Regions from separate parts of the Homo sapiens genome. Here regions 1 and 3 are each linked to region 2. Evidence: chromatin contacts called from ENCODE Hi-C or POLR2A ChIA-PET data. All regions are on one chromosome and are shown on one strand. The core of a region is the stretch at or near the end of the contact, and the rest is flanking DNA. Distances in the headings are between cores, read along the strand shown. Region 1 has its middle 26 kb from the start of EEIG1. Region 2 holds the start of PTGES2-DT (PTGES2 divergent transcript). Region 3 has its middle 40 kb from the start of NAIF1.

The links. A loop is a pair of places that touch in the nucleus more often than their neighbours do. ChIA-PET counts read pairs that join two places held with the same protein, here RNA polymerase II (POLR2A). Pooled maps may share reads with other maps.
Region 1: a pooled map shows a loop between it and region 2 (4-fold over the local background). The contact joins the enhancer-like site here to the promoter of PTGES2-DT in region 2. A Hi-C loop is called at or near these places in 7 of 50 pooled maps. POLR2A ChIA-PET finds 5 or more read pairs at or near these places in 4 of 52 experiments (B cell, activated B cell, activated CD4-positive, alpha-beta T cell and 1 more).
Region 3: a pooled map shows a loop between it and region 2 (4-fold over the local background). The contact joins the enhancer-like site here to the promoter of PTGES2-DT in region 2. A Hi-C loop is called at or near these places in 28 of 168 maps with a recorded cell type or tissue (B cell, CD4-positive, alpha-beta T cell, CD4-positive, alpha-beta memory T cell and 22 more), 17 of 37 single-sample maps with no recorded cell type and 30 of 50 pooled maps. POLR2A ChIA-PET finds 5 or more read pairs at or near these places in 5 of 52 experiments (H1, WTC11, activated B cell and 2 more).

Annotation. Positions count from the first base shown.
Region 1 is chr9:128,004,834-128,009,632 of GRCh38, forward strand. No RefSeq gene overlaps it. Among named protein-coding and RNA genes, the nearest start is that of EEIG1, 26 kb to the left of the region's middle. RefSeq lists enhancers at 2,797-3,036, 3,337-3,396. Within about 2 kb of position 3,143, at least 25 of the 41 ENCODE cell types and tissues checked have a DNase peak (open chromatin) inside an H3K27ac peak, as active enhancers do; they include B cell, where a contact is called at or near this core.
Region 2 is chr9:128,127,279-128,132,009 of GRCh38, forward strand. It overlaps PTGES2-DT (PTGES2 divergent transcript), which reads left to right and starts at 1,251. Exons shown (of 1, transcript NR_024425.1): 1 at 1,251-3,356. It overlaps PTGES2 (prostaglandin E synthase 2), which reads right to left and starts at 451. Exons shown (of 7, transcript NM_025072.7): 1 at 161-451. The coding sequence starts at 439. RefSeq lists enhancers at 1-51, 692-811 and silencers at 192-481, 1,122-1,321, 1,352-1,461.
Region 3 is chr9:128,025,239-128,030,016 of GRCh38, forward strand. No RefSeq gene overlaps it. Among named protein-coding and RNA genes, the nearest start is that of NAIF1, 40 kb to the right of the region's middle. RefSeq lists an enhancer at 3,494-3,663. Within about 2 kb of position 1,578, at least 10 of the 41 ENCODE cell types and tissues checked have a DNase peak (open chromatin) inside an H3K27ac peak, as active enhancers do; they include B cell, CD4-positive, alpha-beta T cell, CD8-positive, alpha-beta T cell and 1 more, where a contact is called at or near this core.

The DNA of each region.
Region 1 (4,799 bases), core at 1,893-4,392, 120 kb before region 2:
GAATGAAACAGCCCTTGGCACTAAGGACTCTGGAGGGTCCTGCTGGTTCCCAGGTCTTTATTTTGGTCCCTAGGGAGCTCTACTGTAGAGCCTGCCCTCTCCACCAGCCGCCTCCTTTGTCCATATAATCAATTCCTGGGGCCGGATGTGGTGGCTCACACCTGTAATCCCAGCACGTTGGGAGGCCAAGGCAGGCAGATCACTTAAGATCAGGAATTTGAGACCAACCTGGGCAACATGGTGAAACCCTGTCTCTACAAAATGTCCAAAAATTAGCTGGGCACGGTGGCATGCACCTGTGGTCACAGCTACTTGGGGAGGAGGCTTGAGGCAGGAGAATCACTTGAGCTTGGGAGGTGGAGGTTGCAGTGACCTGAGATCATGCCACTGCACTCCAGCCTGGATGACAGAGGGAGACCCTGTCTCAAAAAATAAAATAGACTCATGCCAGCACTTTTTGTTTTTTGTTTTTTGACGGAGTTTTGCTCTGTTGCCTAGTCTGGAGTACAAAGGTGCAATCTCGGTTCGCTGCAACCTCCGCCTCCCGGGTTCAAGCAATTCTCCTGCCTCAGGCTTCCGAGTAGCTGGGATTACAGGCACCTGCCCTCACGCCAGGCTAATTTTCTTCTGCATTTTTAGTAGAGACTAGGTTTCATCATGTTGGCCAGGCTGGTCTCGAACTCCTGATCTCAGGTGATTCACCCGCCTCGGCCTCCTAAAGTGCTAGGATTACAGGCGTGAGCCACCGCACCCAGCCAATCCCAGCACTTTGGGAGGCTGAGGCAGGCAGATTACCTGAGGCCAGGAATTCAAGACCAGCCTGGCCAATATGGTGAAACCCCCGTCCCTATTAAAAATACAAAAATTAGCTGGGCATGGTGGCAGGCACCTGTATAGTCCCAGCTACTCGTGAGGCTGAGGTGGAAGAATCCCTTGAACCTGGGAAGTGGAGGTTGCAGTGAGCTGAGATCATACCACTGTACTCCGGCCTGAGCAACAGAGCAAGACTTTGTCTCAAAAAATTAATTAATTAATTAATTAATTTAATAAATACATAAATAAATTACTCAACCACTCAAAGCTAACTGTGAGTGGGCTTCCACGCTCTTCCAAATGCACCATGCTGTGCATTTCCCCAAAATGCTGGCCCTGCCTCTGCAGAGGAAATGCTCCCACCCCTGCGGCAGGCAGCACAGCCAGGGCCGGCACCAGTGGGTGATTTACTGGTCTAGCTGAGGCTGACCCTGAGCCTTCCGGGAAGCATCTGCACTGCGGCTCCCATCACTGCCCTGGGAGCCGCTGCACGCCTGGGGAAGAGCCCAGCTGCCACAGCACAGGAAGCCCTCGAGTCTGTGTCAACTCCCGTCTCCGGCTGGACAGGACCAGCCAGGGAAGAGGAGCCTCCGTGAGGTCAGCAGGGGCCAGGCTCTGCTCGGGGCACTTGTTTTCTTTTCCTCTTACAAAATGGAAATTGCTTTATTTATTATAAATATAAATGCAGATGTATGATTTTTTAAAAAAGCATCACGCAAATGCGGAAAACTTTAAAGAAAAAAGCCTACCTCACCTCCGATCCCATTACTCAGAAAACACATACACACACACTTCTGTTTCCCCAGAAAGGAAATCAAACTGTACATAGAGAACCTGCTTTTGTTTTTTCTTTTGAGACAGGGTCTCACTCTGTCACCCAGGCTGGAGTGCGGTGATTCAGTCTTGGCTCACTGCAGCCTCTGCCTCCCAGGCTCAAGCGAACCTCATGCCTCAGCCTCCCAAGTAGCTGTACCACCACGCCCAGCTAATTTTTTTTTTTTTTTTTTTTTTTTTTTTGGAGAGACAGGGGTCTCACTATGCAGCCCAGGTTGGTCTCGAACTCCTGGGCTCCAGTGATCCTTCCGTCTCAGCCTCAAAGTGCTGGGATTACAGGTGTGAGCCACCTTGCCCGGCCAAATTTAGCTATTCTAATAGATATGTAGATGTATTTCCTTTTGGCTTTAATTCTCATTTCCCTGATGACTAATGAAGTGGGGAATTTTCGTGTCCTTGTTCCAGGCTATCTCAGTATCTCATCAGTAAATGGAAATCTACCTTGAGATTTGTTGTGTTTGCTTCGGCAGCACATATACTAAAAATTGGAATGATACAGAGAAGATTAGCATTACAAAAAGATCTGTAATGACTGTGTAGTGCTACAACAGTGGATACAGCATTTTATTTTATTTTATATATATATTTTTTTTTTGGGGGGGGGTGGTGGGGGGATGGAGTCTCACTCTGTTGCCCAGGCTGGAGTCCAGTGGCACAATCTCAGCTCACTGCAACCTCCACCTCCCAGGTTCAAGCGATTCTCCTGCCTCAGCCTCCCAAGTAGCTGGGACTACAGGCACGCGCCACTACGACCAGCTAATTTTTGTATTTTTCGTAGAGACAGGGTTTCACTATGTTGGCCAGGGTGGTCTCAGACTCCCGACCTCAGGTGATCCGCCTGCCTCAGCCTCCCAAAGTGCTGGGATTACAGGCGTGAGCCACAGCGCCTGGCTACAGCATTTTATTGAATCGAGGCCCTAGTGATGGACATCTTGGGTAGCTTGGATATTTTGCTTTCCACACGATGCTATGACACAAACCTAGCATGTACATTTCTGCGCTTTTGTCCATGGCTTCCTGTGGCACCGATGGGTAAAAGGAGTGCTCCTGTTTAAGGCTTTTGAGACTTATTGACTAATAGCTCCCCTGGAAACCTGCACCTCTGACAGCCCCATTGGCAGCATATGGGGAACAATTCCTGCTTCTAATTCAAGCAGAAACCTCCAGCACGATGGCTTGCAGGCTTTGAGGAAGTCTTTCAAGTGTGACCTCATGACTTTTGGCAAGAAGCCAGAAATAAGGGCAGATTGGCCACAGGATTCACTTGAAGTGGCCTTGGAAAACCATTACGATGGACTGGGGGAGGCGAGGCTGTTTCAGTGGGGAAGAAGGGGAAGCGCTGGGGTCAGGCCTGGGGGTGAGCCCAGCAACAGTTCATTCCTCACCCTGCAAGCCCGGCCCAGCCACTTGGCCTCTCTCACATGAGCTTTCTCAGATGTGGAGCAGAACAAATACTAACCCTCAAGCGTGTGAAAGCCCTTTACAAACTCAAAAACAACCCCCAAAGGTGTGTTGGGAGGACCTTTTGTTTCCTCCCCGGAAGCGTGGGCGGCATGCACTTCCTGGTTGTCTGTCTGAGAGCACCTGCCTGAAGAGGATGCTGAGGAGAGACAGAGCAGGCTCCGGTGAGGGAAGAGGGGAGGTGTGGCCAGCAGAACAAGGGTCTCCCCGCACTCCAGATCCTAATCCTGTGATTATGCATGGAGGTGCCAGGTGACATGGCCAAGGATAAGGTAGCAGATGGAATGAAGGTTGCTAATCAGCCGACCTTCAAACAGGGAGATTATCCTGGATCATCTGGGGGCCCATTGTGATCACAAGGGTCCTTCAGTGTGGAGGAGGAGGCGGCAGGAGAGAGAACAGAGAGATGCAGTGTGAGGACTCAGCCCTCCGTTGCTGGCTTTGAAGGTGGAGGAAGGGGCCACAAGCCAAGGAATGCAGGCAGCCTCTAGAGGCTGGGAAAGGAAGGAAACAGATTCTCCGGAAGGAGCCTCCAGAAGGAACGAGGCTCTGCTGTGGACACTTTGACTTTAGCCCTGTGAGACCCATGTCACACTTCCATCTTCCAGATCTGTAAGATAATGAAGTTATGTTTTCTTTTCTTTTCCTTTTTTTTTTTTTTTTTTTTTGAAATGGAGTCACCCTCTGTCACTCAGGCTGGAATGCAGTGGCACGATCTTGGCTCACTGCAAACTCCACCTCCTGGGTTCAAGCGATTCTGCCTCAGCCTCTGGAGTAGCTGGGACTACATGCACCCGCCACCACGCCTGGCTAATTTTTGTATTTTTAGTAGAGATGAGGTTTCACTACTTTGGCCTGGCTGGTCTCAAACTCCTGGCCTCAAGTGATCTGCCCGCCTTGGCATCCCAAAGTGTTGGGATTACAGGTGTAAGCCACTGCACCAGGCCTTTAACTTACATTGTTTTAAGCCACTAAGTCTGTGGAAATTTGTTACAGCAGAGATAGGGAACTAACACAGGAGGACAGGCTGGCACCCTGGGCCTTAGGGACGCCTCCATTGGCGGCATTCCAGGTGAGGAAGGCACCAGGGGTGTGTGAGAGCAGGGGCCCTTGTGTCCTCTGGCATCGCGGAGCAGTGCTCTTTGCTTTGGGTTAGGGTTCACATGAAGGGAGAGAGAAATAACCCCAAGCAGGGGCCTTGAATGCCAGGCTGGGGGCATGCTGGAGGCACTGGGGAGCCACCGAGGATTTCAGGCAGGGCAGAGAGGTGATGAGGACTTGCTTTTAGCAGTGGGGATGGAGTGAGGGAGCTCTGGGCCTGGAGTCAGAGCCCTGGGTTCAAGTTCCAGCACTGCCTCTCTGGTGACGTTGGGGGCATGTTGCAGATGCCCTCCGGATTTGCACTCCCTTTCCTGAAAACGGTCGGGCTAGTTCTGGGGTCCTTCCTAGTCAAGGAACATAGCTGGCCCGGCCTAGTCAGGCCCTTTTGGGATCCAAGGGAATTCTCTGACCTGACACCTAGAAGGTAGAGAAAGTAAGAAAATAATAATGATGATAATAATAGCAACATTTATTGAGCACTAACCATGGGTTAAGAATGTTCTGTGATACATCTCATTTAATTTCACCATTCTGTCAATGGCTCTCCAGTGCTCTTCGTTTAAAGGTCAACATCCCCATTGTGACCCACA
Region 2 (4,731 bases), core at 1-2,500:
CTATTTTACACAAAAGAATACAGAGGGTTCGGAGACTTCAGACCAAGTCACTCGCCCAAGGTCACAAGCAGGCAGAGGCAACTCCTGACCCTGCGGGTTCCCAGGAGTCCCGAGTTCGGCGCTGATCAGCATCCCCATCCCCGGCCGGGCCAGGCCTTACCTGCGCGGCTGAGCGCTCTGCGTGGAGGTCCTGGGCGCGCAGGTGCCACCGCGCCGTGTGGTACAGCCCCAGGGCTCCCCCCAGGGCCAGCGCCGCAGCTCCCAGCAGCCGCGGGCTCCCCTTACGAGCTGCAGCCACGGGGCTCGGGCCGCCCGCCGCCCCCGCGAAGCCAGCCCGGCTCTGCGTGGGTAGCAGCGGCTGGGGGCGGCCTCCCAGCCTCCAGGCCAAGGCGCACCCACCAGGCCACAGCGCCCGCACCACCCGCGCAGCCGGGTCCATGTTCGCTCCGCCGGCGCCGCGGGCGGGCGCGCGAAACGAAGACGCCGAGGCACGCGCGGCGTTTAAAGGGCCAGGACTCTGGCGCCCCGCGGGTTGGCCGGGGTGAGGGCGACGCTAAGGGAACCCTCAGCGCTCTCGGGACTGGGCGTGTGCCCGGCGCCCAAGTTCGAAACGCCCGCCAGAGCCGCAGAGGCCCGCTCGGGAACGTTTGCAGACCGTTCCATGCTTCCGCCTCCAAAGGCTCTTGGGTAGTGACCCGGCCGACTGCAGGGGGGCGAACGTCTCCTCGCCCCACCTTGACCGCCTAAAGGGCGGCGTGGCCGTCTGTAACACGTACTTGCCCACCTCTCTTACGGGCGCCCATTCAAAACAACTCCAGCCCTTCCTAGAGTCAGTACAGGCGCCGCGACTTCCGGCCACTGAAAGCCCCGGAAACGACCCGACCCGGCACCAGGTGTTGCGGTTCTCTCTGCCCTCCCGCCTCATTGTCCGCTTCCTACTGTGACCCGAACCATAAAATTTTCCCGAACCCGAAGGGGCCTTGGAAACCACGTGTCTCTGATTTCGCCCACGCGAAGCGGCCGGCCCGCCGACCCCGAGATTTCCAGGGAGAGGATGGCAAAGTGGGGTGCCAGGCTGCTCGGTCCTTCTGCTGGGCTCCCCCGCCCTAGCTGAAGCCCGGAGCCTCCACCGCATAGGCGTCTCCGCGGACAGCCCCGGGATGGCCCCGCCCGGCGCCCGAGAGGGGGCGGGACTCGCAGAGTGGGCGGGGAGAGGGGCGGGGCGAGGGGGGAGCTCTGAGTCCCGGCTCTGCTGCTCCGCCGCGTCCCACTCTTCTCGCTCCGCTTTCGCCCCGCATCTTCCACCTTCCTTCCAGTCCTTGCGGCGACCGAGCCCGCAGTGTCAGTCCCCAGCGGGGACCTGAGTATGCCGGTGAAGACGAGAGCGGAAGGCGAGGACGACGGCTTCGGGGAAGCGGGTGACCCGAGGAGACTGCTGGAGCGACCTTGGCGTTTCCGGGGGTGCCTTCCCGGGAAGGGGAATCGGGATGTTGGCTTCGAAGGGACCGAAGGGCCCACCTCGACCCGCCCCGAGTGGGTTTGGAGTTGTAGGTGCTGTCTCGGATGCAGGGCGAGCACCCGCGAGCGGGTAACCAGTCCCGTGAGAGCTGCAGGTCCCCAGCCCCGTTTTACAGATAGGGAAACTGAGGCAGCTGCTGGGACACTCGCCCATATGGGTTTTGCTCCACCCACTTCCTTCAGCCACTTTACAGACCAGGAGTTGAGGGACTGCTCGAGCTTAGAGTGTTTAGGGGTGGTTGAGGGTGACCCCCATGTTCTGTGCTCTACTCTATCCCTATCCAGGCCTTCTCCCAGCGCCACTCTCACGCTCCTGCTTGCTAGCTCCTGCTTGCTAGCTCCTGCTCCTCCCAGCTTCATCCTCCTCCTGTTTACATTAATTGCTCCTGATCTTCCACACTCTTGATTTTCCGGATTCTAACTCCATCAAAATGTAACTTGATGTGTTCAGGCCCCGGGGACACCTAGGCACTTGAGGGGGGCGGGTCCGTGTTTGGCCTGCTGGGCTTAGTAGGAGGGTCTGGCCCGGGGCGGGGAGCGCGATGCTCTGCTGGGTCAGCATCTCCAGCCACCTGGCTTTGCTGGTGTGGCCTCGCAGCCTTGCCAAATGTGAGCAGCTTACAGAGCAACCAGTTGCACGTGCTTAAGCTGCCGAGGTGACACAGGGCGCTGTAGGGTCCAGCCCCACAGGGTCGGTAGGTCTCTCCCTGTGTGCGGCGACGAGAGAGTGTAGAAATAAAGACACAAGACAAAGAGACGAGAAAAGGCAGCTGGGCCCGGGGGACCACTACCACCAATGCGCGGAGACCGGTAGTGGCCCCGAATGTCTGGCTGCACTGTTATTTATTGGATACAAGGCAGAAGGGGCAGGGTAAAGAATGTCAGTCACCTCCAATGATAGGTAAGGTCACGTGGGTCACGTGTCCACTGGACAGGGGGCCCTTCCCTGCCTGGCAGCGGAGGCAGAGAGGGAGAGGAGACAAAGAGAAAGACAGCTTACGCCATTATTTCTGCATATCAGGGACTATTAGTATTTTCACTAATTGACTACTGCTATCTGGAAGGCAGAGCCAGGTGTACAGGATGGAACATGAAGGCGGACTAGGAGCGTGACCACTGAAGCACAGCATCACAGGGAGACAGGCCTCCAGATAACTGCGGGCGAGCCTGACTGATGTCAGGCCCTCCACAAGAGGTGGAGGAGCAGAGTCTTCTCTAAACTCCCCCGGGGAAAGGGAGACCCCCACCCTCCCTTTCCCGGTCTGCTAAGTAGCAGGTGTTGTTCCTTGACACCTTTTGCTACTGCTGGACCATGATCCGCCTGGTAACGGGCGTCTTCCCAGATGCTGGCGTCACCGCTAGACCAAGGAGCCCTCTGGTGGCCCTGTGTGGGCATAACAGAAGGCTCGCACTCTTGTCTTCTGGTCACACCTCACTATGTCCCCTCAGCTCCTATCTCTGTATGGCCTGGTTTTTCCTAGGCTATGATTATAGAGCGAGGATTATCATAATATTGGAATAAAAAGTAATTGCTACAAACTAATGATTAATGATAGTCATATATAATCATATCTAAGATCTATATCTGGTATAACTATTCTTGTTTTATATTTTATTATACTGGAAGAGCTCGTGTCCTCTGTCTCTTGCCTCGGTGCCTGGGTGGCTTGCCGCCCACACACAAAAAAGATAAATGTTTGAGGTGATGAAGATCTTAATTTCCTTGATTTGATCATTACATGTTTCATACAGGTATCAAAGTATCACATGTACCCCCAAAGTATGTACAACTATGATATATCATAAATAAATGAATAAATAAATAATAAAAGACAGAAGCCTGACCATGCTATGTTCAATCCACAGCTACGCCCCTCACTGTGCACCTGATCTCCCCATCTCACGCCAGTTCCTGAGAGACAGGACAGAGAACAGGGGCAGGGCTGCCCTGCCCTAACCACTGGTCTTCAGTTAGTTATCCTGGCAATACTTCCAAGGTGCCCTGCCCTGGTGCCCCCCACACTTGAGATAGCCCCGTCCTATCCCCCCACCCTGCAGGTGGGTCTGTGCAGAGGTGAGGTCACTGCTCCAAACCTCAATGGAGGGCACTGGGGCAGGTGTGCGCCATCCGTCACTGCACCCAAGGCCGTACACCATGCAAGCAGTCCTTCTCCCTTTTCCACGTGGAGGCTTGTGCATCTGGGGACAGATTTCAGAATTTAGGATACCCTAGTCCCCTCTTCAGGGCTTTGTCACCCACCTTTCATGTCCATAAAGCAGCAGAGCTTCTGTGGCCATGTCTCAGTACGTTTGATCCAGCATCAGCAAAGAAAGCCCAGTCTTTTGAAAGCCAGTGGTTGCAGTAGGCACATCCTCTCCAAGCCTATGCTCCCCAAGGTAGAGGTTAGCTATTTCTTGCCAAGTATGAATGCTGATTTCCAATGGCCATTAGGGAATAGAACCCCCCACCCCAGGGAAGCAAAGCCACCCTCTTCCTCCTCCCCCTCACTCAGCTCCCATTATTGGCCTGCCTAAGGAGCACCTCTGGGCTCTCCTAAAAGAAGAAAAGCCACTGTGTCCTTGCAAGTCGCACCTTTGTCCCTTAGTTCCACGAAAAGCTGCTACATGCCTACAGTGTGCCAAGCACTGGGGCTCTCCCTGTGGCACCTCGTTACACGCTAGAAGGCAGGTGCTGTTCAGAAATTTCTGATGCTGTTGGTGTCCTGCACTCAAGATGCTTCCCAAAGCCAGATTCCACTCACCGGCAGCCTCGCTGGGAGCACAGAGGGTTTCCTGATGCTCACACTCCACAGAGAAACAGGTGGAGACGTGTCCATCAGGGCGAGAAGGTGGCCATTGGGAATAGGAAGGACATTCCCCCTGAGCCATGGCACAAGGGGAGGCAGCCATGGGGAGAGGACAGAGCAGGGAGAGCAAGAAGGAACCTGGGAAGGAAGGTCTCTTGGGTCCCTGGAAGCTCCAGGCTGGGCCACAGGGATCAAGGGGCACTCACTGGCCAGAGCTGAGAAACATCTGCTCCAGTCTCTGGATGCCTGCCTGTCCACCGCCAGCTGCTGGTGAGATGTTCTTGTTTGAGGGTAGATTTTATCTGCATAAGCTCCCCAGTGGTGAGGGTCCCAGGAAATGAGTGCTACACAGACATTCATAAGGCAAAAAGCCTATCCCCACCCCCACCCCACGTTATAGATGCTC
Region 3 (4,778 bases), core at 328-2,827, 100 kb before region 2:
GGGTCTCCCTCTGTTGTAGTGGTGTGATTATAGCTTCCTGCAGTCTCAAATTCCTGGGCTCAAGTGATCCTCCCGCCTCAGCCTCCCAAGTAGCGAGGACCACAGGTGCACGCCACCACGCCCGCACCTTTCCATTCTAAACCCAGCTGCAGGGAACATCCTTGCTGGCTTCCCTTTGCTCACCTGTGAAAGGTGGGAGGGGGTGTTCCCTATGGCAGTTTACAAGCATCAGCTCATGGAATTCTCATCACACCACTCTGGTGAAACAGATTCAAATGTGCATTTGGCAGAGGAAGGGGTTGGATTCCGTGATTGCTGGGCCCTTCAAGGATTCATAGTGCCCTCGGGAACAGAGCCGTCTTGGTCTAGATAGGCTTTTTCAGTGGGAGGAGAGGGTCAAGGAAGCTGAGAAGTGGAGATGAACCGTAGTAATGCTAGCCTCACACCTGGACCTTCTTCGGTAAATGAAAGGTGGGGCAGGGCCACCACCCCATCACACAGAGGAGGAAACTGAGGTTCAGAGAGGGGCAGAGACTTGTCTCAGGCTGCACAGCTGATCAGTGACAGAACCAGGAATCACAGCCAAGTCCCCGACCTCCAGAGCCTTCTCCTAGGTTCTCACCAGGCACTGGGCCAGGCACAGAGCACACATCAGCTTGCCAGTCCCCACAGAAGCCACAGCCTTACTCTTCCTCCCATTTGTTTGTTGTTGTTGTTGTTGTTGTTAAGATAGTGTTTCACTCTGTCACCCAAGCTGGAGTGCGGTGGCATGATCACAGCTCACTGCAGCCTCGACCTCCAGGGCTCAAGCAATCCTCCCACCTCAGCCTCCCAAGTAGCTGGGACTGCAGGCTACACACCCAGCTAATTTTTGTATGCTTTGTAGAGACGGGGGTCTCGCCATGTTGCCCAGGCTGGTCTCGAACTTCTTGGCTCAAGCAATCCTCCCTCCCCAGCCTCCCAAAGTGCTGGGATTACAGGCATGAGCTACCGTGCCGGGCCTCTTCCTCCCATTTGATAGCAGAAGAAACTGAGGCTCGGAGACACTAGGTGTGGAACACCGCAGGCACCATGCATGCTGAGCACCGTAGCCATGTGCAGGCAGGAGCTGCTGTGGCCCCTGTGTCTGGGGCAGACGAGAGAGGAAGGAAAGAGGAGGCACGGCCTCGCATGAGAGATTAACTTGCGATGCCTCATTATCGCAAATTCATATCTTTGAGGCAGAACCAGAAACAGGATGTGGGTTCCCCTTTAAGGGGCTGGTGCCTCACATTGACAGGTACCATGGGACACATGTGAGCATCATGGGACAGGTAGTGTCGGTAAGAGGTTGGCACCCAGGCTTTGGAGTCAACAGGCTCCTGGCTGTGTGACTGCAGATTCGTGGCTTGACCTCTCTGGGCTTCTGAATAGCACGGGTTGTTAGGCCTGGTGGAACAGTGCTCAATAAATAGTGACAAGGTACTGAGCACTCCAACAAGTGTTGGAGGCAGGGGCAATTATTTGCCAAAAGAGGCAAAGCCTGTGGAGCGGCCTGGCCAGCTTTACCCCCGTCCCTGCTGCCACATCCATCCGCGGTCCTCTGCCCGAGCCCAGCCCTACCAAGCAAACACACCATCAAGAGGAGGCAGGTTGCTATGGCAGTACAGCTTCTGGAAAGGCCCTGGCCTCCCACACAATATCCCTCCACTGTGGTGGCCCCAGGCTTTTCCTGTGGAGGCTTCTGAGGTTGCTCCAGCCTGAGGCCAGCCTGGCCCAGATGCTGACCCAGACACAGCTGTGTTCACATGACACGGGTTTGCCGAGTACCTACCAGGTTCACATGAGCAGGACAGGCAAGGGCCACCCTGCCCTTCCCTCCTCCCAGGGCTCGACCTGGGCCCTGTAAGTGTCACTTGCATTTAGGAGCTACAATACAGCTCTCAGGAATGTCCTGAGTGTCAGGATGACAGGAAGAAAGGGAGAGCCCAGGTTCAAGAAAAGGACACTGGATTGGGTGTTAAAGGCCCATGTCTCGGCCTAACTCAGCCTTAGTGTCTCTGTGGTTGTGAGCAAACACCCATTTCTCTCTGGGTGTTTAGAACTGAGGGGAGTACATGGAGTTCTTTCAAACTAGTCAAAACAGAAGCCGAGCTGTGCACTCAGGAGGCAGGCAGCCCCTTGTTTTGGACTATCGTCTATCACTTACTCGCTGGGTGGCTTAAAGGAAGTTACTCAACATCTCTGAGCCATTTCCTCATCTCAAACTTTTGAATAACAATCCAAGGTTATTCAGAATACTAAATGAAGGCCAGGCATGGTGGCTCACATCTGCAATCCCAGAACTTTAGGAGGCCGAGGTGGGTGGATCACTTGAGGCCAGGAGTTCAAGACCAGCTAGGGCAACATAGCAAGACCTCAGCTCGGCAAAAATTTTTTAAAAATTAAGTCAACAAATAAATAATAGAATACTAAATGGGAACATTTACAGTGCTTAGAACACTTACAGTAGGAGCTCAATACATAGCAGCTGTTGCAATTAGCTCATTTTTTTCTTTAAAATAATTTCCACTTTATCAAAATAATACCATACATCAGTGAATCTGAGGCATCACCAATAGTAAGATGCACCATGATTCATGTGCTGTCCAGAGAAAACACTGCCAATTATAGTGGTCAGGTGCACCACTGATTATAGAAAGATTTATCTTGATTTTAAAGATGTTAAAATGGGCCAGGCATGGTGACTCACTCCTGTGATCCCAGCACTTTGGGAGGCTAACGCGGGTGGATCACCTGAGGTCAGGGGTTTGAGAACAGCCTGACCAACATGGCGAAACCGTGTCTCTACTAAAAATACAAAACTTAACTGGGCATGGTGGCAGGCACCTGTAATCCCAGCTACTCGGGAAGCTGAGGCAGGAGAATCGCCTGAACCCAGGAGGCAGACGTTGCACTCCAGCCTGGGCAACAGAGGGAGACTCCATCTCAAAAATAAATAAATAAATAAATAAGTAAAGAAAGAAAGATGTTAAAATGTGAATACTTTGGCATCTTAGAATTGGTGTTTTGTAGTTTGGCCGGGCACGGTGGCTCACGCCTGTAATCCCAGCACTTTGGGAGGCCAAGGCGGGCGGATCACGAGGTCAGGAGATCGAAACCGTCCTGGCTAACACGGTGAAACCCCGTCTCTACTAAAAATACAAAAAAATTAGCCAGGCGTGGTGGCGGGCACCTGTAGTCCCAGCTACTCAGGAGGCTGAGGCAGGAGAATGGCGTGAACCTGGGAGACGGAGCTTGCAGTGAGCCGAGATCGCGCCACTGCACTCCAGCCTGGGCAACAGTGAGACTCTGTCTCAAAAAAAAAAAAAAAAAAAAAAGAATTGGTGAAATAGCATACGTGCAGGGAAAGCAAAATAAACTTACCCTAAAGGCAGATAACATGCAGTGGTTTCCTGTCTGCCTCCCCAATCTCCCCACGCCGCCTCCCTAGAAGCAACCACTTTTGGCTCTGTGAGCAGTTTCTTTCCAGCACTTACACATTTTATATTTCTAAATAATAAGCACATGCTGCTATCTTTGGGCAGATTTGTTTTAGCCCTGTCGCCTGTCTACCCTCCGCTATCTACCAACCACCCAGTACGACGAAAGAGGAGTCGTCCACTGTGGAAGTCATGTGGCCTTTTAGAGTTAAATCACTAGTCACATCTCAGATTTGTCCATTTCTCTACGTATGTATTTTATTTGTTTTTTCTTCTCCTTTTTTCTTTTTTTAGATGGAGCCTCGCTCTGTCACCCAGGCTGGAGTGCAGTGGTGCTATCTCAGCTCACTGCAACCTCTGCCTCCCAGGTTCAAGCGATTCTCCTGCCTCAGCCTCCCGAGTAGCTGGGACTAAAGGTGCGCACCACTGCACCCAGCTAATTTTTGTATTTTTAGTAGACACGGAGTTTCACAATTTTGGCCAGGCTGGTCTCGAACTCCTGAACTTGTGATCTGCCCGCCTCGGCCTCCCAAAGTGCTGGGATTACAGATGTGAGCCACCGCACCCAGTCCCTTTTATTCTCCTTTTTGAGACAAAGTCTTGCTCTGTTTCCCAGACTGGAATGCAGTGATGCGATGACAGCTTACTGCAGCCTCAACCTTCCAGGCTCAAGCAATCGTCCTGCCTCAGCCACCTGAGTAGCTGGGACTACAGGCTCGTGCCCCTGTGCCCAGCTAATTTTTTAAAAAATATATTTTTGGGCCAGGCGTGGTGGCTCACGCTTGTAATCCCGGCACTTTGGCAGGCCAAGGCGGGCGGATCACCTGAGGTCAGGAGTTTGAGACCAGCCTGATCAACATGGAGAAACTCCGTCTCTACTAAAAATACAAAAATTAGCCAGGCATGGTGGCACATGCCTGTAATCCCAGCTACTCGGGAGGCTGAGGCAGGAGAACCTAAAATATATATATATATATATATATTTGTGAAGTCAGGGTCTCACCATGTTGTCCAGGCTGATATCAGACTCCTGGGCTCAAGCAAACCTCCGGCCTCAGCTTCCTGAAGTGCTAGGATTACAGGCATGAGACACCATGCCCAGCCTTATGAAGAAGAGTGATTTTTAAAATTGAGGTATCACTCTTCAGTATTCACATAAGTTTTTTTGTTTGTTTGTTTGTTTCGGAGCCGGAGTCTCGCTCTGTTGCCAGGCTGGAGTGCGGGATTACATTCGTGAGCCACCTCGCCGGGCCAAGTTTTTTATGTAACCATTTTTCATAACTAAGCATTGCATGTATTTCCTTTCTTACTCTATTT